5 separate regions of the Homo sapiens genome follow, and regions 2, 3, 4 and 5 are each linked to region 1. Evidence: chromatin loops called from intact Hi-C (ENCODE). Cell type or tissue: heart right ventricle. All regions are shown on one strand. Region 1 has its middle 2.8 kb from the start of LINC00523. Region 2 overlaps WDR25 (WD repeat domain 25). Region 3 overlaps YY1 (YY1 transcription factor). Region 4 overlaps WDR25 (WD repeat domain 25). Region 5 overlaps WDR25 (WD repeat domain 25).

Region 1 (5,000 bases):
TGCAGGCTTTGATAAAGTAAGTGACCATGCTGAAGAGGTCCATGAGGGCAGCCTTCAGCCAGGGCCACCTAGTAACTGAGGCCTTCAGCCCAACAGCCTGCAGGGAACTGACTCCTGCAACAACCTTGTGTGCCTGGAAGTGGATGGTTTCCCAGGGAACCCTTCTGATAAGACTGCAGCTCTGGCTGACACCTGGATTGCTGCCCTATGAGAATCCTGGCCCAGAGGAGCCACGTCAGCCATGCCCAGGTTCCTACCCCATAGAAGCCATGAGATTAAAAGTGTGTGCTGTTGTAAGCCTTGAAGTTTGTGGTAATCTGATACATGGCAATAGATGATTAATGCATAGTTACACAAACTAGCACATTGGATTCAGATTTTCTAGTAAGTGCAACTATGCCAAAACATTTGGCCTGGTCTAATGTTGTATTAATATTTCTCCCTCTGTGATCTAACACCCTTAGAATCCACTCTGCACGTGGTACCCAGGTTTCTGCCCACATATATAAGCAAAGTCTTGTAATTCTTTTGGTGGTAAAGTGTGTACTTGCCCCTGCAGCATGCTGGGATTGGAGCCCAGCTGTGGGTCTAGTGGCAACAGGGTGGCTGCGATGGATCTCGAGATGAATGGGCACCTCCTTCCAGGGCATCTGCCCTGGGTGAGTTTATCCCATGGTTTTCAAGCAGAGGAGAGCCAGTCTCTTCTGACATGAGATGGGTAGCTGCCTCCACTTGCAAAGGAGGCTCCGTGTGACTTGGGGACTCAAGATTGACGGTCTTATTTGGATCCAATCAGATGTTTTCATTCCAAGTTTTGAGATCTGATTCTTCACTAATCAGGGCTCTAACTTTCACATGAGAAACTTGTTGAGCGCATGAATTCAATTGTTATACCTCAGCAGCCTGCACAATTAAAGCTTGTGTCTGATTTTCATCAGCATCAGCCCTGCAGCTAAATGAAATAAGAGCCTCTTTTACAGCTGTCACCGAAGCTCGCTGGTTCTCAGACTGTGACTTGAGCTGAAGGCTAACGGATCCAAGCTTTTCATTTTCTCTTTGTAAGAGCTTGCGTACACTCAAAAGAATCCACACCTCACCAAAATGTTTATAGTCATCGTTACTGCCATAATGGTCAAGTTCAGGAGCCACGTGGGTTCCTTAGGAGCCACTTCATCGCAATCAATGGCAGATGATAGTTGATTAATGGCAATGCTGCTGCATATGGGGGTCACTAACATCCCGTTTCCCATTGGCAAGGAGCTCAGCTTTGTGTTCAAGCCCAAAGGCATGACCAAACCAATCCCCACATCCCATCCATCACCTGGAACCACTCTTGGTACCAATTTTATGTCAGTCAGGGTACATCTGCCCACTTCCCACAGCCTTTAGCTGTGGTCCCCACGCAGCCTGTGGGGCGTGCAGATGATGTGGCTCCCTGTGGATGAGAAAATGGAGGCTTGGGGAGGGGAAATAGTCTCCAAGATCACCCAGTGAAGACACCTCTGAGTCGGAGCTTGAACCCAGGTCTCTGGGCTACAAATTTGGCGCTCTGGCTGCTGGGAGACACTGCCTCCTGGTGGCCGCCCTGGCCACAAACAGCTGGGGATGGAGTTCTCGGGTGGCTTCGAGCAAATTTCCCCGGGGGCGGCCACATCCCACGCAGCACACACACCAGCGAGCCTCTTCTCACCCTGGCTCCCCGCTCCTCTAGGAGCAACTTGGGGAATTCCTACACATTTAATCCCTACTGTGCGCTAAGTAGCGAAGATGGTCGTTCCATGTCACCCTCCCTGCAACCTTGCAAGGTGGGTGCTATCACCCCCAACTAAGCAGGGTGGAGGCGACAGCGGAGAAAACGAGGCTCAGAGAGGCAGAGACTTGTCCAAGGCCACATAGTTGGAAGGCACCAATGTGGGGGCTTGAATCAAAACCAGAGGAAAGATATGCCCAACATTCCTGTCCCTTGGCTCTGGGAGCCCCCGTGGAGGCAGAGATGAGTGCAGGAGTGGGTGCAGAGGTTGGCTCCTCAAAAGAATGCCAGTCCAGGCTGGGTAAACGATGGGTGCTCTGAGCGGTGGGGGGTTTCCCTCCTGCTGTGGGGCTTCCTGAAGGAATCGTGGTGGGAAGCAGGGGTTCCCCTTCAAGGGGGCAGGGGAGACACTCTGGAGTGACATTTGCCACCCACCACTCTGTAATGATCAGAGTGGGAGTAAATGGAGCTGGGCCTCAGAGTAATTGGCCGGGGAACCCTGAGTCTCGGCTCGGCCCAGGGTCACAAAGGTCCCCGAGTTAATGAAGCAAACTCTCCCCAGTGTCAGAGGCCGCCTTCAGCACCCCTACAGAGGACGAAACTTTCAGCAGCAGCTTTTCAAGGTTCCAAAAAGAAAGTTGGTGGAGGGGGGCAGAAAGGGAAGGCGTTGTTTTCATGCCTCTTGCTTCATTTGCATAAGGTGAAAAAATGTTTCCATAGAAACAACTAGAGTCTGTAATTTTTGAATAACGATTTCTGCACACAGCACAACCTGTCTTTTCCAAAGGGGAATTAAGAAATTCTCAACAGCATTTCTTACCATAACAAAAGGCAAAGTTTCCCAATTCTAGGATTGCTGCTCCAGAAGGGAGGGCCTTGGCTCCAGCCCCTGCCCTCTCTCGGCCTCAGTTTACTCCTTCTGTGAAATGGGGCGAATGAGGGTGGAATTAGACTCAGCAGGGATGAAGCCGCCTGCACCGTGGAAGGGGAGGGCGGGCGCTGGAGTGAGATGGGATTCCTGTGTCGGGGCTGGGAGGCAGCAGGGCCGGGCAGCGTTGTGAGGAGCTTTCCAGAAGAGGCGGGGGCAGGGGCTGAGGACCCGAGGACCACCCAGGCCACACGGAGAGGCCCCCGCCCGACCCTGCCCCCCGGGGTCTCCTCTGCGGCGAAGAGCGTGGGTGCAGGACCCCGGCGCGCAGCGCAGCGCAGCGGACCCGGCTCACCTGAGCGAAGGTTGCGGCCTCGCTGGCCGCCTCTGCCCCCTTGTGGCCCGAGGCCACCGCAGCACCCACTTGCCCGGGGCACTGACCTGCGTGGCTGGCTCCGCCAGGGCCTGACCTCCCTCCTGGTGCCTTTGCAGAGGGGGAGCAGCCACAGGGCCTGGGGGTGGGGTTGGGCTGGGAGAGGGACCCCAGGATCCTCTGGCCACCTGCCCTCCTCCCAGGCGTTGGCACACGTGGTTCCACGGAGGGGCTCCCTGGGGCATCTCGGGAAGTGCAGATTCCCGGGCCTGCCTCTGCAGGTCTGACTCAGGAGGCCAAGAGGTGACGGCTAAAGTGGAGAGGACCACAGCGAGGCCTGCAGAGGGTAACGTGGGGGACTTGTCTGCTCCCCCATATTACAGATGAGAAAACTGAGGCCCTGCGTGGGGGGCCCCCCCTGTCCGTGGCTTCCCACCAAGGAGGCCCTGCATGTTCTGTCCATCCTCTGACTGCTCAGCGACCAAGGCAGCTGGGTGGTGGTCCGGGTCTGTGGAGGACGGTAACCGGGGGCTGTTGTCCTTGGAGTCCCGGTCTGCCTGTATTTATCCTCCTCATTTAACTGAGGGCTGATTATTGTGCTGGGACTGGAGCTGGGCAGGCAGCAGTGCCTGGTGTCTCTGGCTTAATTACAGCTGGAGGAGACGGGAGCAATGAGGCGTGAGCTGCTGGTGACTCCAACACAGGAAACGCTCCTGCAGACGTCCTTCCCTCCTCATTTTTAAGAAATACATGTACAAAGCCTCCCCGATTGAAAAATAATGACCCCACTGGATGGTGACTTTTTGGGGGGCAGCAGGGTCTGCCCTCAGCCTAGCTTCTGGAGCCCCTCCTCACTCTGGTGCTCTCCCCTTTAGCCTCCATCTCCTGACCTCCTCCCTCAGCAGGCTTCCGACTGTCCCCTGGGCTCCAGATGGCAGGGATGGGTTTGGAGAGGTGGCACTGTGAGGTGTGGGGAGGCCTGGCTCCTGCTGGTGGTCCTGAACAGAGGCTGCCATTAGGGTTACAGGTGAGACAGATGGGCACAGATGGGCAGAGCCGATGGCTCTGGAAGTTCAGGGGGTGGCCCAGGGTGGCCCATCTTGCTGGGGCTGCAGTTTCCCTGGGCAGCTGGATGTTGGCTGGCAGCACTGGGCAAAGAGGAGACAGAAGCACAGAAACGGAATCAGGCAGCCCAGCCCAGCCCTCTGTGTCCTGCTGCAGGATAGCCTCCAGTCAGGTAAAACAGGTGGTGGCTTCAGGACTTGCACAGACAGAGCATGTGCTATGTCACTGGGAAGGAGCTCACCGGGAGACAGATGGGGCCTTGGGAAAGCGGGTTCCTGCTGTGGAGCCTCAGTTTCCTCATCTGTGACACGGGGCTTTGGTGAGGGTTGCTGTGAGAATGAAGAGTGAGTGATTTGTGAACAGCCAGCTCACGGCTGAGAGGTGGAGAAAGAAGATGGGGCTGTTCTCTTCCCCAGCTGGAGTCTTGGAGGACAGCAGCTGCCCAGAGGAAATGGAAAGTTAGGTCCGAAGGCTGCTTTGAAATGGTTGGAGGCTGGTTACCCTGAACCCAGCTCTGGTTTGGCTGCTATCAGCTGGCTCACTGGTGAAAACCTCAGAGCTTTTTTTTTTTTTTTTGGTGGGAATTAGAGCCCATGATGGGTGCATGTATTTGGAAACCATAACACTCCATTGGCACATGCGAGAGTGGTTTGCGATGGAACTCAGTCCTCACAACACTGAGGAAACACAGTTGGGAGACTGAGGCACACAGAGAAGGTGGCTCACCCAGGGCCACACGGCAGGGAGATGTGGCAGCTCTGATGGGGACGTCCAGCCTGGTGGCATCTCAGCATACACAGTTAGGGGGTTCCTCTTAGAGAGAAGGAATACAAAATCCTGCGGCGGTGGATATTCAGACATGTGTGGAGTCCCAGCAAGTGGTCCATTCTATATTAGGCAAATATTAGAGACGGCAACGCAGCCAGGCCCTCCCTGCCAGGAAG
Region 2 (5,000 bases), 210 kb before region 1:
TCCTCTCCTCAAGAGACCCCACAGCTTGGCTTTAGCAAGACCCAGACCCATATCTGAGATTCCAGTCTGAGCCCGCTGAGTGTTGAGTCTCACTGTTTCAGCTCTTGGGTTTCAGTGCCCAAGAAGTGGTACTATAGTGGCATAAAAAAGCCACCCGAAGCTGGGCTCATACCTTAGCTTTGGCACTTACTAGCTGTGTGGCCTTGGGCAAGGTGGGTTGCTTAACTTCTGGCAGCCTTGATTTCCTTACTGTGAAGCAGAGACATACCTCTAAGCAGAGAGTGGTTGTAGGGATTTGGGATGACATGTGTCCAGCACCCAGACACTTGGGCATTGGTTGCCATTATTATTATTAGTATTATTACTAGTATTATTAGTATTAGTAGTATTACTGTTACTGCTACTGATGTTACTGTCACCACCACTGTTAACCCCCATTCTCTCCCTCTACCTCTCCAACCCTACGTTCACCCACAGCACTGGTGTTATACGCCCCCTTAGTGAAGAAGAGAAGACAGGAGCTGGCTCAGAGCATTTATCTGCCCAGCTGCTGTGAGCCCTGAGCTGACCACCAAGGATGCTAAGGGGTTCAAGGAGGACTGCACCTCCCTCTGTCCTTGCCTTCTCATCCTTTTTTCTCCTGACACACCATTGTTTTCGCAAAAGAAAGAAGTAGTTGGAGTCTGGGAAAGAAATCCCCAGGGCCCTGTTTCAGATGATTGTCCCATTTCTAAACTTGAGTTAATAAGAGTAAACAAAGTAGTAGGTAGATTTGCACAGGAGAATATTATTATTCTCATGATTATGTAAATATTTATCTGTTCTGGCTTTCTTATTTTGTTGCTGGTGTCTAATTTCCAAGTCTTGTAATGAAGTGTAATTTGGAGAAGATTTGCAAAGACAGGCACGTAGTGAAATAATTTGATTTGTTCAGTAAACTTGGTTTCAGTTATTCCTTTCCATGAGTTGTTTTAGAACCCCTTCAATTTCTTTGTGATTTGACAACAGCTTTCAGCCCAATGAAGATATGACTCTTAGGCATTGCCAGGAATTCAGAATTGGTTTATAATATTGTCGCTTAATAAGAAAATGCGTTCATTGGCAGGATATAAAATTTATGGGCTTCAAATGGATTTCTGTTTGTAGTTTTAGCCCTCTGTGCTCCTGCCATTCTCGAGGCTATGAGTAAGGTTTTTTAATTAAGTCAAATTGAATTGAATGAGCTTTTATTGAACGCCCACTCTGTGCCAGACACCAGCTCCTTAACCCTTGCACTGCCCTGTAGGTGGCTATGGGGAGCTGAGCCAGAGGAGGTTTTGCCCCATGCTCACGATCATTCAGCTGGCAAACCTGGGAGGTGGGATTTGAAGTTAGGTTTGATTCTCTGGCTTTTTCATCCAAAGCTGATTATAGGCAGACTTGATTAAGGAGAAGAGAGAGGTTGAGTGGCTTTCATGTTATTTCATTGAATCTTGTTTAGTCTTCTCAGCCACCCTGTGAGGTTCATTACATTTTCCCTATTGTATATCTGAGGAAAGTAAGGCTCAGAGAGGTACAGTGATATGCTCAGGGTCACACAGCTGGTAAGAGGCAGAGCTGGGATTTGAACTCAGAACTGCCTGGCTGCAAGGCCAGAGTTCCTTCTAGAACCCCTCTAGGGGTCTGCACTTCCTTTAGCACATGGCCAATTGACCACCTGCCCACAAAAAATGGCCTGGCCCTGGTGGCTAGGGCACCCTCCTGCAGATGGAGGCAAGGAGCAGTAGGGAGTGGGGCTGGGCATCAGTTGCCCAGGTACTTCCTAGCTCTATGCCCTGGGCAAGTGAAGTCCTCCTTTCTGACCCTCCCTGCACCCACTGGTGACTGGTGGCAGAATACCCTCCTGGGTTATTGTTAGGATCACAGACAACATGTGTGAGGCACCTGGCACTTGGTGGGCACTCAGGAAGTGAAGGACCCTGCCCTTTGGCATCTGTTGCTTGTCAGAATGCGTGGTGGATGGCTCTGGCCTCGGTGACGAAGCTGCTGTTGCTTCAGCCCCCGGACTCCTGTGCATCACAGAGCTGATTCAGTGCAGACAGGTGACTCATCTGATGGCATTTTGTGTGGCGTTGTGCAGTTCAGCCTGGTACAGCACGGCCCGCCCACAGCAGGTATTCAAGAGCCGTTAGTGTTTATGAAGGTGATAAAATTGCCTAGATGGAGGGAAGCCGTCAAAATAAGAGCCTTTGCCTGTCTTGTGAAAGTTAACTTGCAAACCTAATGCCTGTGGGGCTGCTGAAAAAGCGTCACCTGGATTTCTCCTTGGAGACAGAACTCTCTGGAAGGACAGCTGGGCAGCCCCTGCTTGCCATGTGGGGGTGGACGCTTTTTATGTGACAGTGAGTTGGAGAAACTAACAGTGGTCTTCAAGGCATTGTGCTCAGCTTAACTCTTTGAATTGCCATAGCTTTAAAATGAATACTAGAAACAGTTATATATTTTTCACACTCTCCATATTTTCTCCATTCAATATAATAAATGTTATCTTGAATGTTTGAGGGTTTTATAGCAAAAATTCCTCCCATTTGTAAAGCATGCTGCAGTGGATGGGAGTGAACTAGCTGGCAGCGCTCTCGTGTGACGTGGCAGAGGCTGAGGGAGTTGCCCAAACCCCACTTCCAGTTGGAGGAAGCCTGGGCCCTGACTTCCAGTGCATGTTCAGGTCCACTTGTCAAGGAAAGGATCCATTGTTAAGAAACAAACATGGGAAACTGTCATGTGAGCGTCCCTAAAAGCAGCATAGTCATTTTCGAGTCACTCTCTGATAAAGATAGAACACTTCATTTAGGCACATTTCAGGATTTCAGAACATTTGGAGTAGTCCTGGGGTGGAAAGCAGCGTTTTCCTTTTTCAATTTCAACCTGACTCCATTCCTCTCTTTATGTGTGTCAGTCATAGCAGGGGAGTGTTTTCCTCTTGGATGCGTTTGCACCTGGCAAATGAATGTGCAGGAATTCTTTGATTGCAAAATAGCTACTCTCAAAATGCAGACAGGCAGCCACAGTCAGGGAGCCCTTCGGCCACGGCAGCGGGGTGGCGCCAGACACCTGGCTTTGAGTCCCGTGGAGGCATGCCACTTAGTCTGTTCTGAGCGGCTGTTTACAGGCGGATAGAAAGGGCTGTAGGATGGGACCCTCAAGGTTTTGGGGCATGGGAGGGGCTGGCCGTCATGATTCAGCATGCTAGCTCTCTGGAGGCTGTGCTGAGCACTGAGGGACACTGGGAGAAAAACACAGGCTCCTGCTTTGTCCATGTGGAAGGAGCCCAGGCTGCCCTGGCTGCTATACGCATCCTTCCAGGCAACCTTCACCTTCTGGTCTATTTAGTCTCATTCCCTGTTTTTATTCCCTTCTTTTATTTAGGGAGAGCCAGAGCAGCAATTCTCAGGTCAGGATTATTTGGGAGATCCATATTACTTCTGATTATTTACGAAGGGACAGGCCGGGGGAGGTAACCACCTCGATAAATTCGTCAGCGAGGCAGCTGGAGGGATGTGTGACAAACATACCAGGCTGTCATTTGGCCAGAGATTGTCTGCACTGGGATTGTTCCCCCAGGATAGTCCTGATGACAAATGTAATTGACATTTTTTATTAACCCTGAAATGATTAAAGATGCTGCTGCTGAATTTGTGTCAAAGTACCCGGTCCCTGGCATTTTGAGAAAGGGATTCTCTGTGGAGCCAATAAACAGCCTGTGTTTTCTTCCTGTTCATCACTTTAATCAACTAAGACATACAGAGCCCTGTCTGGTTTGGTCTTGAAACTGGGCCAGGGAGATAAGACTCTGCTTCCTGGCTTAGGTTTCCAGAACACTCTGGTATGGACATCATGAGGGACACATAGGAGGCACTCTGTTCATTTACCACACAGTCATCAAACGTTTGCTGAGCTCCTTCTGTGTGCCAGGTCCTGTGTGTGATATTGGGCGCTGTCTCCTTGAAGGGTGGTCGCTGTAGAATGGGGGCTAGAAAGATGTTTATGGGGATGATTGTGAGAACTGAGCATTGTAGGGGAAGACTGGGCCACCCTCACTGCCTAGGGGGTGGGGTGGGGCAGGGAAGGCAGTGCAGGGGGTGGTTTGCGTCTTACAGGAAGGGAGTCTCCTCTCCAGACAGGTCTTACCTCTGGAGCTCTCCAGGCAGATGCTGGAAGTGGCAGTGCCCAGAGTGTGTGGGTCTTGGAGTGCCAGAGTGTGGGAACACAGAGGGGCAGCAGGGGAGGGTGGAAGACACACAGGAGAGCTTGGCTGGGGCCTGCAGATGGGCTGGGGGCCACATGGAGCGCAGGTGGACTTTGCTGCTTCCTAGCCTGCCTGCTGAGTTACTGAAGCTCTTGGTCTTGGTTTCCTTATCTGTGAAATGGGACAATCCTACTTTCGCTTCTGTCATAGGGCTGCTGCAGGATGAAATGACAGTAGGAGGAAAGCCCCTGATTGGTGCTTGGCATACAGAGCCTAGTCAACAAGCATCGGTTCCTTCCTAGATGCAGTCTCAGTAGCAGTGGCCAGGTATTGAGCACCTACTGCATGCCAAGCGCTGGGCTGAAGGCCTTGCACTGACTCTCTGTTAGGTATTTTTATTCCCATTTTATAGCTGAGAAACTTGTTAGAGGGTAAAGCAGTTGCTCAGGGTCACACATAGAGAGAGGCAGAGAGAAGATCTGACACCAGGCTGTTGCTCCCAAGGGCTTCCTTTCAGCAGTGCAGGGGCTGGGAGGTGCCAGGAGGAGCAGGAACATGGAGAGGGCCAGCTTTGACTGTGGCCAGAGCCATGCTTGAGCTCTTCTTTTGGAGGGATGGGCTTGGGTTGCAGAGGGTCTTACAGGGAGAGTGTGCTTATCACACTGCTCCTGGATGGACTGATGAATTGAACACTTCCTGAGCACCTGTTTTGTGGCTAGCCCTCTGCTGAGGGTGCACACATTCCCTCAGCCACAAAGCCAGTATTTAGTGAGCA
Region 3 (5,000 bases), 390 kb before region 1:
CTCAGCTAAAGATAATCTCATGATGTGTTTCAGATGAAAAAAAAGATATTGACCATGAGACAGTGGTTGAAGAACAGATCATTGGAGAGAACTCACCTCCTGATTATTCAGAATATATGACAGGAAAGAAACTTCCTCCTGGAGGAATACCTGGCATTGACCTCTCAGATCCCAAACAACTGGCAGAATTTGCTAGGTAAGTTATAAGAACTTTCCTTTCTTTTAATTATAGAAAGTGCTTGAGTCTTGCCAGCTATGTTTTCCTGTGCCTAAGTCAAAATGGTGGTTTGTATTCTTTCTCTAGGGAAATTCCTGAAAACAAAAGCAGTCAGTTTTATTTGTTTGTTTTTTGTTTCCTTTTTTTGAGATGGAGCCTCGCTCTGTTGCCCAGACTGGAGTGCAGTGGTGCGATCTCGACTCACTGCAGCCTCTGCCTCCCGGGTTCAAGCAATTCTGACAGTCAGTTTTATTTTTAGTAGTAACTATGCTATTAATGTGAGTGGCAGCATTTTAGATCCTTGCAGTAAGATGAAGCAAATACCCTTAAATAGGCATTGCATTTGAGTAAATAAAATTGCACGTAATTTGTTTTGGAATAGATATCTTCCACACTGCCTTATGGCTTCTTGGTACACATTTTATTTTTTATTTTTTTGAGACAAGAGTCTTGCTTGTTGCCCAGGCTGGAGTGCAGTGGTGCAATCTCAGCTCACTGCAACCTCCACCTCCCTGGTTCAAGCGATTCTCCTGCCTCAGCCTCCCAAGTAGCTGGGATTACATGCGTGTGCCACCACGCCCAGCCAATTTTTGTGTGTTTAGTAGAGACAGGGTTTCATCCTGTTGGCCAGTCTGGTCTCGAACCAGTCCTGGCCTCAAGTGATCCGCCTGCCTTGGCCTCCCAAAGTGCTAGGATACAGGCATGAGCCACTGTGCCCAGCCTGTAGTACACATTTTAAATTTGGGTGTGTTGTATTGGTCTATGCTGCTGGAGACCTGGGTCTGTACTTGACTCATCCAGCTGACCACTGGAAAGGATTTCATAAATTCGTGTTTGTCTTGTCATCAGTTAAGCTCCTGGTATGTTAATTTAAGCTGGCATGACAGGAGGAGATCAAGTATTTATGGCTTGGACATGGCGAGCAGTGGAGAAACTCTGAACCCATTGGTTGGGTGTGTTTGTTTTGCCTAAAGTGGGCTGGGTTCTTATAGAAGCCTACTTTTTGTGTTACTTTCTAGTACTGTTTGGCAGTTTGTACAAGGAGCTGAAAATACCACAAAGATGTAAACTTTTAAGTTAAATGAACTAATAAACTCTGGAGCAGAAAGCCTAATGCCTTTCCATACCTGAGGTTGGTTGGAACCTGGAATAGCTCAGGAAATTTCGGCAAGGGCAGGATCAAGAAGAAAGAAATCCTTTTGATCTTGCACATTCTAAGAACAGAGTGGGTTGCTTTTTTTTTTTCTTTTGAGAGCAGAGTGGTAGAGGTGGAGACCGTTCAGTGTCCTGGCTTCCTTCTTGGCCCTGCCGAAAACAAGGTGGGCAGTTCCTGCCACCTGGAGCTCGTTTCCCCACCTGTCAAATGGGCGTTAAGAATTCCATTGTGGTTTGATACATGGAGGTTCTCACTGTGTTGCCCAGGCTGGAGTGCAGTAGCATGATGATAGCTCACTACAGCCTCAAGCAATCCTCCTGCCACACCTCCCGAGTAGCTGGAACTACAGGTGTGTGCCACCATGCCTGGCTAATTTTTTTATTTTATTTTATTTTATTTTTTGTAGAGATGGAGTCTCACTATGTTGCCCAGGCTGGCCTCAAACTCCTGGCCTCAAGTGATCCTCCTGCCTCGGTCTCTCAAATTGTTGGGATGACAGGTATGAGCCACTGCACATGGCCCAAGAGTTTTTGTTTGTTAGTTTTGTTTTTTGAGATGGATTTTCACTCATCTCCCAGGCTGGAGTGCAGTGGTATGACCTCGGCTCACTGCAACCCCCACCTCCTGGGTTCAAGCGATTCTCCTACCTCAGCCCCCCAAGTAGCTGGGATTACAGGTGCATGCCACCATGCCTGGCTGATTTTTGTGTTTTTAGTAGAGACGGAGTTTCACCATGTTGGCCAGCCTGGTCTCGAACTCCTGACCTAAAGTGATCCACCCACCTTGGCTTCCCAAAATGATTATAGACGTGAGCCACTGCACCCAGCTGGCCCTAGAGTTTTGATAGAGATGGAGGGTTTACTGGGAATTAGGGCGCTTCCAGGGAAATGACTGGAGTTGAGGTAAACTGGAACCAGATCATTAAGGGCGATGAATCCTAGGCCAGGCTGTGCAGACATTTCTCATATGCAGTGGGCAGCTACTGCAGACTTTGAGCTGGGGAGAAGGGGCTGTGTGAGTAGAGCGTTAACTTGGGAGAAGTCCTTTGCAGCTGTCTGTGCAGGCTAGATTCATACAGGCACAGGAAATGAGAGAGGTCAGTTGAACAAGAGTTAATGAAGGCCTGAGTTAGAATTGTGGCAGTCAGATAACAAAGGAATAAATGTGATAGAAATTACAAGAGACCAGCTGGGCTCTGTGGCTCAAGCCTGTAACCTCAACACTTTGGGAAGCTGAGGTGGGATCGCTTGAGGCCAGGAGTTTGAGACCAGCCTGGGCAAAATGATGAGACTCCATCTCTAAAAGCTCAGTTTGGTGATATGCAGCTAGCTTCTTGGGAGGCTGAGTGGGAGGATCGTTTGAACATGGGAGGTCAAAGCTGCAGTGAGCTCATGCCACTGCCCTCCAGCTTGGGTGACAGAGCAAAATTGTCTCTAAAAAAGAAGGAAACTGAACCAGGCATGGTGGCTCACGCCTGTAATCCCAGCACTTTGGGAGGCTGAGGTGGGTGGATCGCCTGAGGTCAGGAGTTCAAGACCAGCCTGGCCAACATAGTGAAACCCCATCTCTACTAAAATACAAAAACGTAGCTGGGCTTGATGGCAGGCGCCTGTAATCCCAGCTACTAGGGAGGCTGAGGCAGGAGAATTGCTTGAACCCAGGAGGGGGAGGTTGCAGTGAGCTGAGATCACGTCATCGCACTCCAGCCTGGGCAACAAGAGGGAAACTCCTTCCCCGCCTCCCCCACCAAAAAAAAAGAGAAAGAAAAAAACTACAAAAGATAATGGAAAAGATTTAGAAACAGACTGTGTGCTCAGTTGGGGGCAGGGGGGAGGAGTAAGAGCATGCTTACCGTTTTGATGCTTTTAGCCACTGCTCATTAGATGACTCCAGCCCCAACTTACTTCCTAAAAACCACCTCAAGTCCAACATGGATGTTTTATTATTAACAGCATCTCAAACCAAATACTGACTACTCTGAGCCCCAAACCAGAACACTGAAGCTTTTTTTTTTTTTTTTTTTTGAGATGGAGTCTCACTCTGTCGCCCAGGCTGGAGTGCAGTGGCACGACCTCGGCTCACTGCAGCCTCTTCCACCCGGGTTCAAGTGATCTCATGCCTCAGCCTCCCAAGTAGCTGGGATTACAGGCGCCTGCCACCGTACCCGGCTAATTTTTGTATTTTTCATAGAGACAAGGTTTCACCATCTTGGCCAGGCTGGTCTTGAACTCCTAACCTCATGATCCACCCGCCTCGGCCTCCCAAAGGGCTGGGATTACAGGTGTGAGCCACCGTGCCTGGCCTTTTGAAACTTTAAATTACAATTGTGATTCTCCCGTGTCCACATGGCTGGGGAGGCCTCAGAATCATGGCAGGAGGCAAAAGGCATTTCTTACTTGGTGGCGGCAAGAGAAAAATGAGGTAGAAGCAAAAGTGGAAACCCCTGATAAACCCATCTCAGATCTCGTGAGACTTACTATCATGAGAATAACATGGGAAAGATTGGTCCCCATGATTCAGTTACCTCCCCCCGGGTCCCACCTACAACATGTGGGAATCCTGGGAGATAGAATTCAAGTTGAGATTTGGGTGAGGACGCAGCGAAACCATGTCAGAGGGTAAGAGGTCCCAGTGGCAGAGTAAAAGCATCATTCAGACAAATAGAAGGAGACTCAGGAGGTACGAGAGAGAGGAATAAAACCTCTTTGGATTATACATTGTGAAGGAGTTGCAGTGGAGGGGCGGAGGGCTGAAGGAAAGGTTTTGAAGAGAGAGGGAATCTATGGGTGGTGAGCAGTAAAGCCATTAGGTGTTGGTGACCCTTGGCACTGCTCACCCTCCTTGGAGCATTGGAGCAGCTGATCTAAAAGTTTGTCCCCAGTCTTCTGAGCAGAAAATCCAGGGACACATGTTACTGTTGGGAAGGTAACATGGCTACCTTAGACCATACTCCTTAAGAAAGGGACCACCCACAGAGACTGGCACCCGGGTACCAGATAGCCATCCAAAACACCAGGGCTGAAGAACCCAAAAGTTTCAGTAAGATAGGCCATCAAGTGGAAAGAATGATAGACCTGAATGAGACTTTTCTTCAGTAGCAGGGGATAATTAGAGACAATAAAACAATGCTTTGAGAGGAGAAATTACTGTAAACATAGAGTTATTGATCCAGCAAAGCTATCAAGTCAGATACAAGGTCAAGAGATGACAATTTTAGAGACCCAAGGATTCATGTTGCATGCACCCTTTCTGAGGAGGTAATTTGAAGATATAATACAGCGAAATGAGGATGAACATCAGAAGGAAGATTTCCTAGTGCACGACAACCAAGAGGACAGCTGTGTAGCAGGCTGGAAAATGTATTCCATTTAGAATAGAAAGTTGGCTGGCTGTAAGAATTTCTTAAGGAAAAGTCAGTTTCATTCAGTAGTGGGTAGAGTGAGTAAGAAGCTTGGTGGTATGGAAAAGGGTCTTCTGAAAAAGAAAAAGAAAAGGCAATCGGAAACTCCATGAAAAGGGGTGAGGGAGTAGGGCAAAGAAAGCTGTAGCCTGAAAAATGGGGCCTAATTTTGACAGTATTGAAAGAGAGAGCTTCTTTGACCTGACTCTGGGAAGATTTTCTCCTTG
Region 4 (5,000 bases), 130 kb before region 1:
ATAGTCCAGTTTATTCAACTTTTCACTTATTGCTTCTGGGTTTGGAGTCATAGCTGGGAAAGTTTTCCCTAGTCCCAGGTTGTAGAGAAATTCAATCATGTTTTTTCTCATAGTTATGTTATACTTTGTTTAATGTAAATGTCAGTTGCTTTTGATAGCCACCATCCTATGTGATTGGCGACTTCTGCTTTTGCGACTTTAAACCAAAGCAGTGGGTCCTGTGCTACCTTTCCACTTTGCCTTGCATCTTGGCACTGGAAGAAGACAATGCATTTATTATTGAGAGTTGCCCAAGAACTCACAGCTCCATCCTAGGGACTCTAGCTCTAGCTGGCTGGGGAGGAGAAGGTTTACAAGCATCGGGCTTGTATGTGTCAGGCATTTAGCTGGGCACAGCACCCTTAGTTCCTCAGCTGGAGGTCCTGTTGTTACCCCTACTTTACAGATATGGAGACTGAAGAACAGACGGAAGTTACTTGCCCAAAATTATGCAGCCAGTAATAGGCTGCCACGCTCAGGTCCCCAGGGTGTCTGCCTAAGTGCTTGGGCCCTCCCACTTGGCATCTCACCCCTGCTCATCCAAGGGCCAGGAGAGGCCCCACCCACCTCTGGGCTCTTGTGAGGCTGCAGCGTGGAGCACAGTCCTGCTGTGCTCCCACCTCCCACCAAGGTCTTGGAGCAGCTTTCCTTTGTCTCCACGTCTGAGGCACAGGGCAGGGGCTGGCTCAATCAGGGCCAGGGGAAGGACCTGTGAGTGAATGTCATCTCACCCGGGGGTCCTGGGAGAGCCAGTGGCAAAGGCTTTTGTGTGTTGCCTCAGCCCTGCATGCCAGGATGTTGCTGGGAGCCGGAGGACCCTGGATTGCTACTTTTAAAGTAGTCGACCTTTTGTTCATTCACTCATTCATTTATGCATTTACTCACTTATCCAGCATCAATTTGACACACCTTACTGATGCCTGCAGGGGCAGACCCAGTGCTAGCCAAGGGTGACCCAGAAATGTGGGCAGCAGGGCGTCTGTGCCAGGAGCTCACAGTCCTGTGGCGTAGGCAGGTGGCTGATGTGGGCAGCTAAGGGAGCACAGGGTTGCGTGTGAGCCCAGAGCAGTGCCTCCCCACCCCCTGTCCTTCAGGTCTGGGTGCAGAGGACTGGCAGCATGGGGTGAGGGATAGCTGGGTGCATCCGCCAGTCCTTCTTCTTTCTGAGGACCAGGAGTACTTAGAGGCTCAGAGGTGTGGTTGGGGCCCTCGTGTTGATGACTCAAAAACTAGACCTAGGAAGGGAACGAACCTTCCCCAGGCACATAGTAAATCTGTAGTGGGCCAAGATTGGAGCCCAGTGACCACCCCCAACCCCGTGCACTCTGGAAGTGGCAGGAACCCAAGGCTGCTCTGGACGAGTCAGCAGCGGCCCAGCATCCCCCAGGTTTGCTGGTGGGCCGAGTGGTGGGCAGATTGTAGGGACATAACCCCTGCATGTGTCATGATCGATCTTCTGCTTTCCCCAAGACCATGTCCCTGCATCTCTACCAGGGGCCCGCAGTTGCCAGAAGAGTCTGAGTGAGACTCCCTTTTGGATCCAGCTCGTTAGGCTCGGGTAGCAGCGTCCCATGCCAGCTGTTGGTGTAATTAAGGTTGCCATAAAACCCACCAGCTAGACACACAAATGGCTCCTTTGCTCTTTCCTGGGGCATGAGCAGTTGTGAAGGCGAGTAAATCATGTTCGGTGGCGATCACTTCAAAGGCCAGCCTTCCACTTGCAGCCACATTATTGGCAGGGATCGCCCATAACACGGCTTGTTTCCCAGCCATTCACTTTTATGACACCCTAATGAATTGGGCCATTTCCATCCATTCTCAGAAAATGTACGGAACAACTGTTTTGGTTCTCCTCAAAAAGTTTGTCTTGGGAGGCAGGTGGTGTGTTGGCAGGGGCATGTAGGTAGTTCTTGGCTCCTGGGCAAGTTGCCTGTCTCTGAGACTTCATGCCCACCGAGAGAAGCTACCTATGGGGCTCTTGTCATGAGATAACTTATGTGAACCCCCCAGCCAAGGCCCAGCACCTAACGGGCACTCAGCGAGTGGCAGGGAGGGCCGTCATCTTCCTCATCCTTTCCCTGGGTCAGCCTCTTAGGGATCAAAGTGTTGAGGCTGGTGGGGGCTGTGATATCAAGGCCATGTGGGAGGATAGAGCAGGCACAGGCATGCAGAATCCAGTGCGTGGAGGAAGGCAGGCAGCCGTGCCGTGAGGGGCAGCTTGTCTCCCTGTTCTGCATTCAGAAGGCTTTTTTTTTCCACCCCTGGATCATTCTTTAGGCTTCAGGGGGCCCACTCTGAAATCTCCCTGGTTGAGGGTTGCTTTGGAAGAGGCTCAGAGAAGAGCGGTCATCTGTTGCCTACCCTCCCCCAGGAATTACAGAGGCAGGAATTGACCAGCAGGAGAATGAACCGTGGGTCCCAGGGAAGCCGTGGAGGTCGGAAGAGGCTCCACCATGCCCTGGCCCTGTGACCTTGAGCAAATCCGTACCTCTTCCTGGGCCTCAGTGAACCTCATCCAGAGAATGGGCCTCAACCTCCTCCTCCTCTAACCTAAACTGAAATTATGGAGTGACACATTTAATGTGAATTTGATGTATACATTTTAAGGAGGATGACAGAAAATATGTCTGCAAAATTTGAAAGGTATGAACTCCAATTAAAAAGTCAAGGTGGCTCATTTTGAGCTGGCGGGGCCCAGGGACTGAACTGTTTATGCTGCAGCCACATGGTGGCGGCCCAGGAACTGGTAAAGGGACCGGCCGGCCCCTGCGACCAACTTGAGACCTTGCTGCGCTTCCATGGCTGCGCGTGGGTGCCCAGCATGTTATTTCCATATTGTCATTAAAGTCCTGTCCTCTGTGAGTTTGTTAAGTGGAGCTACTTGCTGGTCCTGGTACTGGGACCCTTCTCCATCCCCTCACCAGAGCTGGATACTTGAGAGCAGAAGCTGAATGTGATAAAATCCTCTAAGAAAGCAAAACAACTGCTCAATACTTAATAAAGTCAGTTTATGAGACAGCAGACTGTGAAGTATCGGTGATGATGCTAAAACAATACAAAGTGTCGTTAAAGCTAAAATATGTCCTGTGATTCTGGCTTTATGGTCTGTCCCCAAGCACACTTGCTCCTGCATTACTGTGGCTCCTCTGGGACAACAATCTGGGACTTTGCAAGCTGTGAATTATGTGACGTCTTCAGAAGCAGGACCCACTCAAAGCATGACCCCAGTGTTGATGGATGTCAATATGCTCTCGAGGTGCCCTTGGCGAGTCAAGGCCCTTCCCTTTGCGCTTTCCCTGGGATCCTGCTGCTCTCAAGGGGTGATAGGGATGCCTCTCTGGACCCATGTGGCAATAGAGCAGGGGGGCTGAGAAGCTGACAGACACTGGACTGGGCATGGGGCAGGAGGGTCCATGATTCCATATATGGCTTGTGGGTGCTGCTCAGCCTGGGTGTGTGTGGCCCAGCATAAACTTCACTAAACCTGCCTGCCCCCTGGGTCCTTGGCCTTCCCTGCATAGGCGCCTGTCCGTGCTGCCAGGCCTGCCAGCATGACCGGTGTCCGCTCTTGCAGGTGATGAGAAGCTACAAGGCGACCATCCAGCAGACCTTGGACATCCTGTTCCTCCGGGAAGGCTCCGAGTTCCTGAGCAGCACAGACGCTTCCACCCGGGACTCAGCTGACCGCACCATTATTGCCTGGGATTTCCGGACCTCTGCCAAAATCTCCAACCAGATTTTCCACGTAAGAAATCCCATTTGGCATTGCTGTCAGTTTCAGCCACAGAGCGTATCCATGTAGTTCTGGTCTGTCTGAGGTCCCAGGTCCCTTCTGTGGGAGGAGGCTCACTGGACTGAAATCTCCAGGATGAGGGTAGTCAGGTCTCAGCCTGCCGCACACATGGAGAGCTTGCTGTGGGCTTCCAGATGCAACCTCCTTCTGCTCTTCTTGTGCCAGCACAGCAACCCCACAGGGTAAGGGTCTGGTGGGGGGCGGTTCAGTCCAGATCAATGGGGAACGTGGCAGTGCAACCTGAGAAACCCCACCCTCCCACTGCCACCACAACCAGCTACTCAGAAGGGGTTTCTGACCCTCAGTGGCATTGGCAGTTGATGTAGCCCAGGAGTTCAGAGCAGGGGCCCCACAGTTAGAACACCTGCATTAAGGTTTTGGATTCACTAGGACCTTATAAGGCGGAGAGCCTTGGGCCTGCTATTTAGCCTCTTTGATTCTCACTTTCTTCATTAGAAAATAGTTTTGAGAATTAAGAGAGAGAGAGAATGTTTGTAAAGGGTATAGCACAGTGTCAGGCACGGGGAATGCTTCTGTGCTTTAACTGTCATTACCACCACCACCATCAACATCACTACCACCACCAGTGTCATCACTGCCACCATCATCGTCACCATCAGTACCACCATCAGCATCACTGTGTCTATAGCCACCACAACCACTGTTGTCATTGTCACTACCACCACTACTATCATCACCACCATCATCACCAGCACCAGCACCATCAGCATCACTACCACCACCAGTGTCATCACCGCCACCATCACCAGTACCACCATCAGCATCACTATCTTTATACCCACCACCTCCACTGTCATCATTGTCACTACTACCACTCCTGTCATCACCACCACACCATCTCTATCACCACCACCATCACCATCATCACCACTGCCATCTCTGTCACCTTCACTGTCACCAGCATCTTTATTGCTGCACCACCACCATCACCACTCTATCACCACCACCATCTCCGTCACTACCACCAACTGTATCACCACCACGATCACTGCCGTCATTACACCACCCCATCTCTGTCACCACTACCATCTCTTATCAGTACCACCCCACCATCAGCACCACACTATCTCTATCACCACCACTGTCACCAGCATGTCTAGCACCACCACCACCATTACCACCATCATCACCACCGTCATCTCTGTCA
Region 5 (5,000 bases), 270 kb before region 1:
TGTTCCAGCCAGCCACATGCCCCTGGCAGCTGCCCGCTTTAAGCAAGTAAAACTCTCCAGGAACTTTCCCAAGTCATCTTTCCATGCTCAAAGTGAGTCTGAAACCGTAGGTAAAAATGGCAGCTCTTTTCAGAAGAAAAAATGTGAGGACTGTGTGGTACCCTATACTCCCAGAAGACTAAGACAGCGGCAGGCATTAAGCACGGAGACAGGCAAGGGTAAAGACGTGGAGCCACAGGGGCCCCCTGCAGGGCGTGCCCCAGCCCCTCTCTACGTGGGCCCGGGAGTGTCTGAGTTTATTCAGCCATATTTGAATAGCCATTATAAAGAAACCACAGTTCCCCGGAAAGTGCTTTTCCACCTGAGAGGCCACAGGGGCCCTGTCAACACCATTCAGTGGTGTCCAGTCCTTTCTAAGAGCCACATGCTTCTCTCCACTTCTATGGATAAAACTTTCAAGGTAAGACTTGAATGAAAACTTCTGCTTTCAGATGCTCTTAGGAATACACTGCTGGAATAATAGTGAAGTGGAGGGAGGTTACAGGCTGAACTTTTTTTTGTGTGCAGATTTCTGTAATTCCCTTTGTTGCATTCCAGAAAGGGTCATCTGTGGTCAGCTCCGGGTTGTGGGTTCCTTCTGCCCCAACCCTTCCCTGATGCTGCCTTGCTCAGGTTACCAGAGGATACTGTTTCTTATCCCTCTCGGAGGCCGTGAGGGAGGAGGTGAGAGTGATTAGTGGGAGAAGAAAAGCAGGCCCAGGACCAAGCCCTGGGGACTGGGGACATCCTCGGTGACCCTGTGGAGCATTGAGCCATGCCAGCTCTGTGCCTGGTGCTGTGCTGGTTTCAAGGGCTGTTGGGAGAGGTAGGTAGACCCAGCCCCTGGTGTCAGGGCTTGCACAGTGAGGCGGGAGCCGTGGACAAGTACACAGACTCAACCCTGAGCTGTGAGGACGGCCCCCAGTAGGACACACAGGTGCTCTGGGAGCCCAACGGGAGGGTTACCAGCCCAGCCCGGCAGGGCTCAGTGAAGGCCTCCTGAGGAAGGGGAAGGTTCGCTTGGGGATGGGGGCAGAAGGGCGTGCTTGGCTGCAGGAGCCCTGTGTATGTGTTGGCTCCAAGCATGAGGGCCTGGGAGCTGGCTTCAAGCATGTGTGGGTGAGGGACTTGAGGCTGGGGAAGCAAGGTCAGGGAAGGTTGCACGTGCCCTTCTGGGGACTTCTGGTTTTACATGGAAACTCTTTTTTGCATTGTCTTATTTATTTTACAGGCTACTGAAGTGATAGTAATGTAGTCCCCCAGTATGGAGGTACAGTGTGATAGGTCGTTGTGCCCACCTGGGACCTGTCTCCAGCCCTTCGAGCTGTGCACTGCATCCCTCCTCTCTCTCCTCGCAGCTAGCAAAGCACCTGATATGTAGCGGGTGCCAACTAAATGCTAGCTGAACAGAAAGCTCTTGGAAAGGAAATAACTTCAAGGGACCTGGCTTCACATCCAGCTTTGCTGCAGAGTAGCTAGCTGGTCGACCACTGGCCGGCTGCCTTCCTGTGGAGTCTAGTGTCTCATTTGTAAAAGGGCAAAATCATACCTGGGTCATGTGCTCATGTGAGAAAAATGCTGAAAAAGTGCCTTGCACAGAGCCAGGTACCTCATAGGCGCTCAGTAAATGGTGGTTCCCTTGCCCTTGTTTCCTCAGAGTTCTGGAACCAACTTTCCTACATCTTTTCTCTTGCAAATTACATTTTGAGCTTTTCTCCCTCGGAAACATTTTCTTAAGTGAAGAAAGGAAGCTCCAAGTATAGAGATGTCTTTGAAATGAGCTGAATTGATGGGTGGCATTTTTAAGTGGCGAACTGGAGTCCTGAAGTGGCTTGTCTGTGCTCTTTTCTAGCAAGACTCAGAGTCCTGTGGGAGAGAACGTCATATTCTCTCTTCAGCCTGGAGTTCCAGGATTTTCCACTTAGGTCTTTGGTGCTTTTCCTGCCATTCCGGGGGCTGTGAAGTGTGCGCGGAGGCTTCTGGCATCCCTGGCGTGGATCACAGCATGCTGGGATTGATCCTGTGGCCCCGGGGCTTCTCTGCTCTCCTTCCCAAGTCTGCGCTGCAAGGGCTGGAGGATGGGAAGCCCATCTGGAGGGTTGCTGGTGGGCCTGGGCAGTGTCTGACTGGCCCTGGAGTTCAAGTGGTGGCCCTTGTCCTCCCTGTGCTCACCTTCCTGTTGAGGCCTTCTTTTACCTGCCCGCTCACCTCTGGAGTTCTCTCTCCTGATGGTGAGGGGCAGACCTGGGGCCCTGTGGGACTGGCCTTCGCCTGGTGGCGTGAAGTGCTCCCTGGGCCCTGCTGGCAGAGTGGCAGCTTGGGTCACTTTTGCCTGGGAAATTTAGATTTCCTAAACAGAAGCATCCCCATGGTAGTTTTTGAGCAGAGAGCACCTGAGTAGAGGCATTGATTTCTGGCCTTGTGGAGTAGACAAATGTGCCAGGCACGGTGCCACTGGGGACGTGGGGGGAGAGACGTTTCTGCCCCCATGGAGGGGAAACTGTGAGCAGCCAACTAACTGTGACACCTCATGACCAGAAGAGGGCGCAGTGGGCCCAGCTTGGAATGGCAGTGAGGGTGGCTCAGACTGAGGGACTGTGGTAGGAATGCCCTGCTCCTGGGCGATTCAGAGACCTGGGTCCGGGTCTGTGGGGCTGCCCTGGGTGGGGCCAGGCGCCGCAGCTGTGCCCGCCTGTCCCGAGGAGACTGTGTGTGCTGCAGGTGATGACACTGGCATGGGCCCCTTGGGCTGCCAGGCAGCTTCTGGGGAGCCCCACCCACTGCACTGTGCACCCTGGGTTCCTTCCCAGGGCAGAGCACATTTGCTGTCATGAGGTTGGGCCAGGGTCAGCATGGCTGCTAGGGTTGGCATCTCCTGACCCTCTTTTTTTACTGTGGTGTCGTGAACATTAGGGCTTTTATAAGCCATAGATACAAATGGTGGGCCAGGGCCCTCTCTGTTTTAAGATATTTGTCAGTTTTCAGTGATGGGGTTATTTGGCAAATTGGTTTTGGGCAAATTGACTTTGAACAACTTTTCAGTGTGAAGAGTGTATGGCAGGGGCTGGAGGAGCCAGGATGGGAAGACAGATTGGGAACCGGCGGGGAGCCAGGCAGGAGCTGTGGCCAGAAGTCCCGGCTGAGGCCTCAGGCTTGCTGGGCCACCAGGTTTGTGCGTGGCCTGGCTGGGAGGCACATGGTGTTCTTTTCCCTCCTTGGTGTCAGAGGTGGGGCAGCATGGCAGATCTTGGGGACCTGGTGATCTGGGGAAGGCAGTGTGTGGGTGTGGGTGGTGGGTCTGGAGTGGGGATAGGGCCTCGGGCACAGGCAGGAGTCCTGGCTGGCTGCAGCCCAGTCCCTGGAGGAGAGGAAATGGTGGGTGCAGCATGGAATGAGCTCAAAGAGGCGGGTGCAGCAGTACACCCTTCCCAGGGTGCTTTCCCCCTGCCTTTTGGTTAAAATCTGCCAGTGTCTTCTGGGCCCCTGCTGGATCAGGAAGGAGGGAAGAGCTTGGGGGCTGGGTGACAAGACCTGCTTGGGTCCTTCCTCTACGGCCAGCCCCTTGGTTGCGTGGTCTCTGGCAAGTTACCTCACTTCTGAGCCTTCATTTGAGTATCTATAAAGTGGAGAGAATTAAACATGCCTCGCTGGGTTTTTGTGAAAAGTAAACGATATTAGTTGTGAATCACCAAGTGCAATGCCTGGCACATAGCAGGCACTTAGTGTGTGCTCGAGTTCCTGCTTTTCCCCAAGAATTTCCTCCTTTCCTTGACTTGTGCTCATGTCTTATTTTACGTAAGTAGCCATGGAAGCATATCAGCTTCACCTACTAGACTTTAAGCTTCCTGAGCCAGAACCCATTTTTATATTCCCCAGCATCTGGCACAAAATTGTGTACATGTTAAGTGATCGATAAAAATTAAAACAAATTTTTTGGATTTTATCGCAAGCCTTTGGGAAGGGATTGTCTTTTGAGTGGATAAATCATATTCGCCACTAGGGTGCACAGTAAGACTTAATATAAGCAGCTCATCCAAGCTTCTAGAATGTGGAAGAATCCTTGATTCAAGGTAACATTTACTGAAAAATGATTTCTTTCTGATCAGGAGAAAAACAACACAGTCCAACTTATTAATCTAAAGAACATGGAGTGCCAGTTCCTTCATATCCTTAAAACGTAGCTTCGGAATTCATACATTTCAACTGGACACATTACAGTGGAAAGATACTTATTTTAATATGTTCTAAATGTTCTGTGAGCTGTAAAATATGCTTTTATTAGTTTTGAAAAATTTACAGCTAGAGAAATTAAGTAAAATAAAACAATGACTCATAATTCTGCACCGCTGCTCTTTCCTGACGATCCCTTCCTCCCCTTGTCTGTGAACGTGCTTGTTTTTTTCATAGCTGTGATCCCAGCACGGATACCCTTTTATATACTCTTTTCATCTCCCAGTGAACTCTTTTGGCTTAACGTGTTTGAACACCCACTGCACGTAAAGGTAGAAATTCAGACTTTGATGCCTTTTTTTGAAGGAAAACATGTACGTGGCCTGCGTTAACCAAAAACACAACCAGCCGTTATTGAATGCTCCCATGTACAGAACCCTCTGCCAGGCACTGAGAGGGAGTCCCAAAGGAATAAGACCTTTGGGTGGGTGACAGAAGACCCACCAGGGACCTTCTGTACCTGTATGAAAACCTGCAGTTCTGAAACACAGAAGGTTTTTAAAGAAAATATATGAATTAGATGTTGTTTATTTGCTTTACAGAATAATTTGCTCTAGAAATTCTTTCAGTAACAAGCTTCCTTAAAATACTTTGAAAAAAAACCTTTTAATTTTTGACCATGAATGTAATAGATGCTTATTGTGAAAAACTTTAATGATGCAGGAAATATGAAGTATGAAGGAGAAACAGAAATCATTGATAACTCCCAACCCCAAGTCAGTGCCTCATTA

The links. Hi-C counts contacts between places; a loop is a spot of excess contacts. Peaks named below come from ENCODE experiments on the same cell type or tissue, not always from the same donor. Only the 100,000 strongest peaks of a DNase experiment are listed, where the experiment ranks them.
Region 2: it touches region 1 in a loop (11-fold over the local background); 71 of 110 quality-filtered maps call a loop at or near these places.
Region 3: it touches region 1 in a loop (4-fold over the local background); 2 of 110 quality-filtered maps call a loop at or near these places.
Region 4: it touches region 1 in a loop (3-fold over the local background); 33 of 110 quality-filtered maps call a loop at or near these places.
Region 5: it touches region 1 in a loop (8-fold over the local background); 99 of 110 quality-filtered maps call a loop at or near these places.

Annotation. Positions count from the first base shown.
Region 1 is chr14:100,651,953-100,656,952 of GRCh38, forward strand. No RefSeq gene overlaps it. Among named protein-coding and RNA genes, the nearest start is that of LINC00523, 2.8 kb to the right of the region's middle. In heart right ventricle, CTCF peaks have their summits at 1,572 (motif pointing left) and 3,023 (motif pointing left); no DNase peak of the experiment used is centred here; H3K27me3 peaks cover 3,778 bases.
Region 2 is chr14:100,437,292-100,442,291 of GRCh38, forward strand. All of the region lies in intron 2 of WDR25 (WD repeat domain 25), which reads left to right. Among named protein-coding and RNA genes, the nearest start is that of WDR25, 63 kb to the left of the region's middle. RefSeq lists an enhancer at 1,289-2,488 and a silencer at 3,661-3,955. In heart right ventricle, a CTCF peak has its summit at 3,077; DNase peaks (open chromatin) are centred at 2,650 and 3,090; H3K27ac peaks cover 948 bases.
Region 3 is chr14:100,262,271-100,267,270 of GRCh38, forward strand. YY1 (YY1 transcription factor) reads left to right here. Exons shown (of 5, transcript NM_003403.5): 2 at 34-196. Among named protein-coding and RNA genes, the nearest start is that of MIR6764, 13 kb to the right of the region's middle. In heart right ventricle, no CTCF peak of the experiment used is centred here; no DNase peak of the experiment used is centred here; H3K27ac peaks cover 1,354 bases.
Region 4 is chr14:100,522,257-100,527,256 of GRCh38, forward strand. It overlaps WDR25 (WD repeat domain 25), which reads left to right. Exons shown (of 7, transcript NM_001161476.3): 5 at 3,614-3,784. Among named protein-coding and RNA genes, the nearest start is that of BEGAIN, 63 kb to the right of the region's middle. RefSeq lists an enhancer at 484-1,144. In heart right ventricle, a CTCF peak has its summit at 2,753 (motif pointing right); a DNase peak (open chromatin) is centred at 4,575.
Region 5 is chr14:100,381,287-100,386,286 of GRCh38, forward strand. WDR25 (WD repeat domain 25) reads left to right here. Exons shown (of 7, transcript NM_001161476.3): 2 at 1-460. Among named protein-coding and RNA genes, the nearest start is that of WDR25, 7.3 kb to the left of the region's middle. RefSeq lists enhancers at 518-1,478, 1,705-2,214. In heart right ventricle, CTCF peaks have their summits at 2,573 (motif pointing right), 2,779 and 4,022 (motif pointing right); a DNase peak (open chromatin) is centred at 2,585.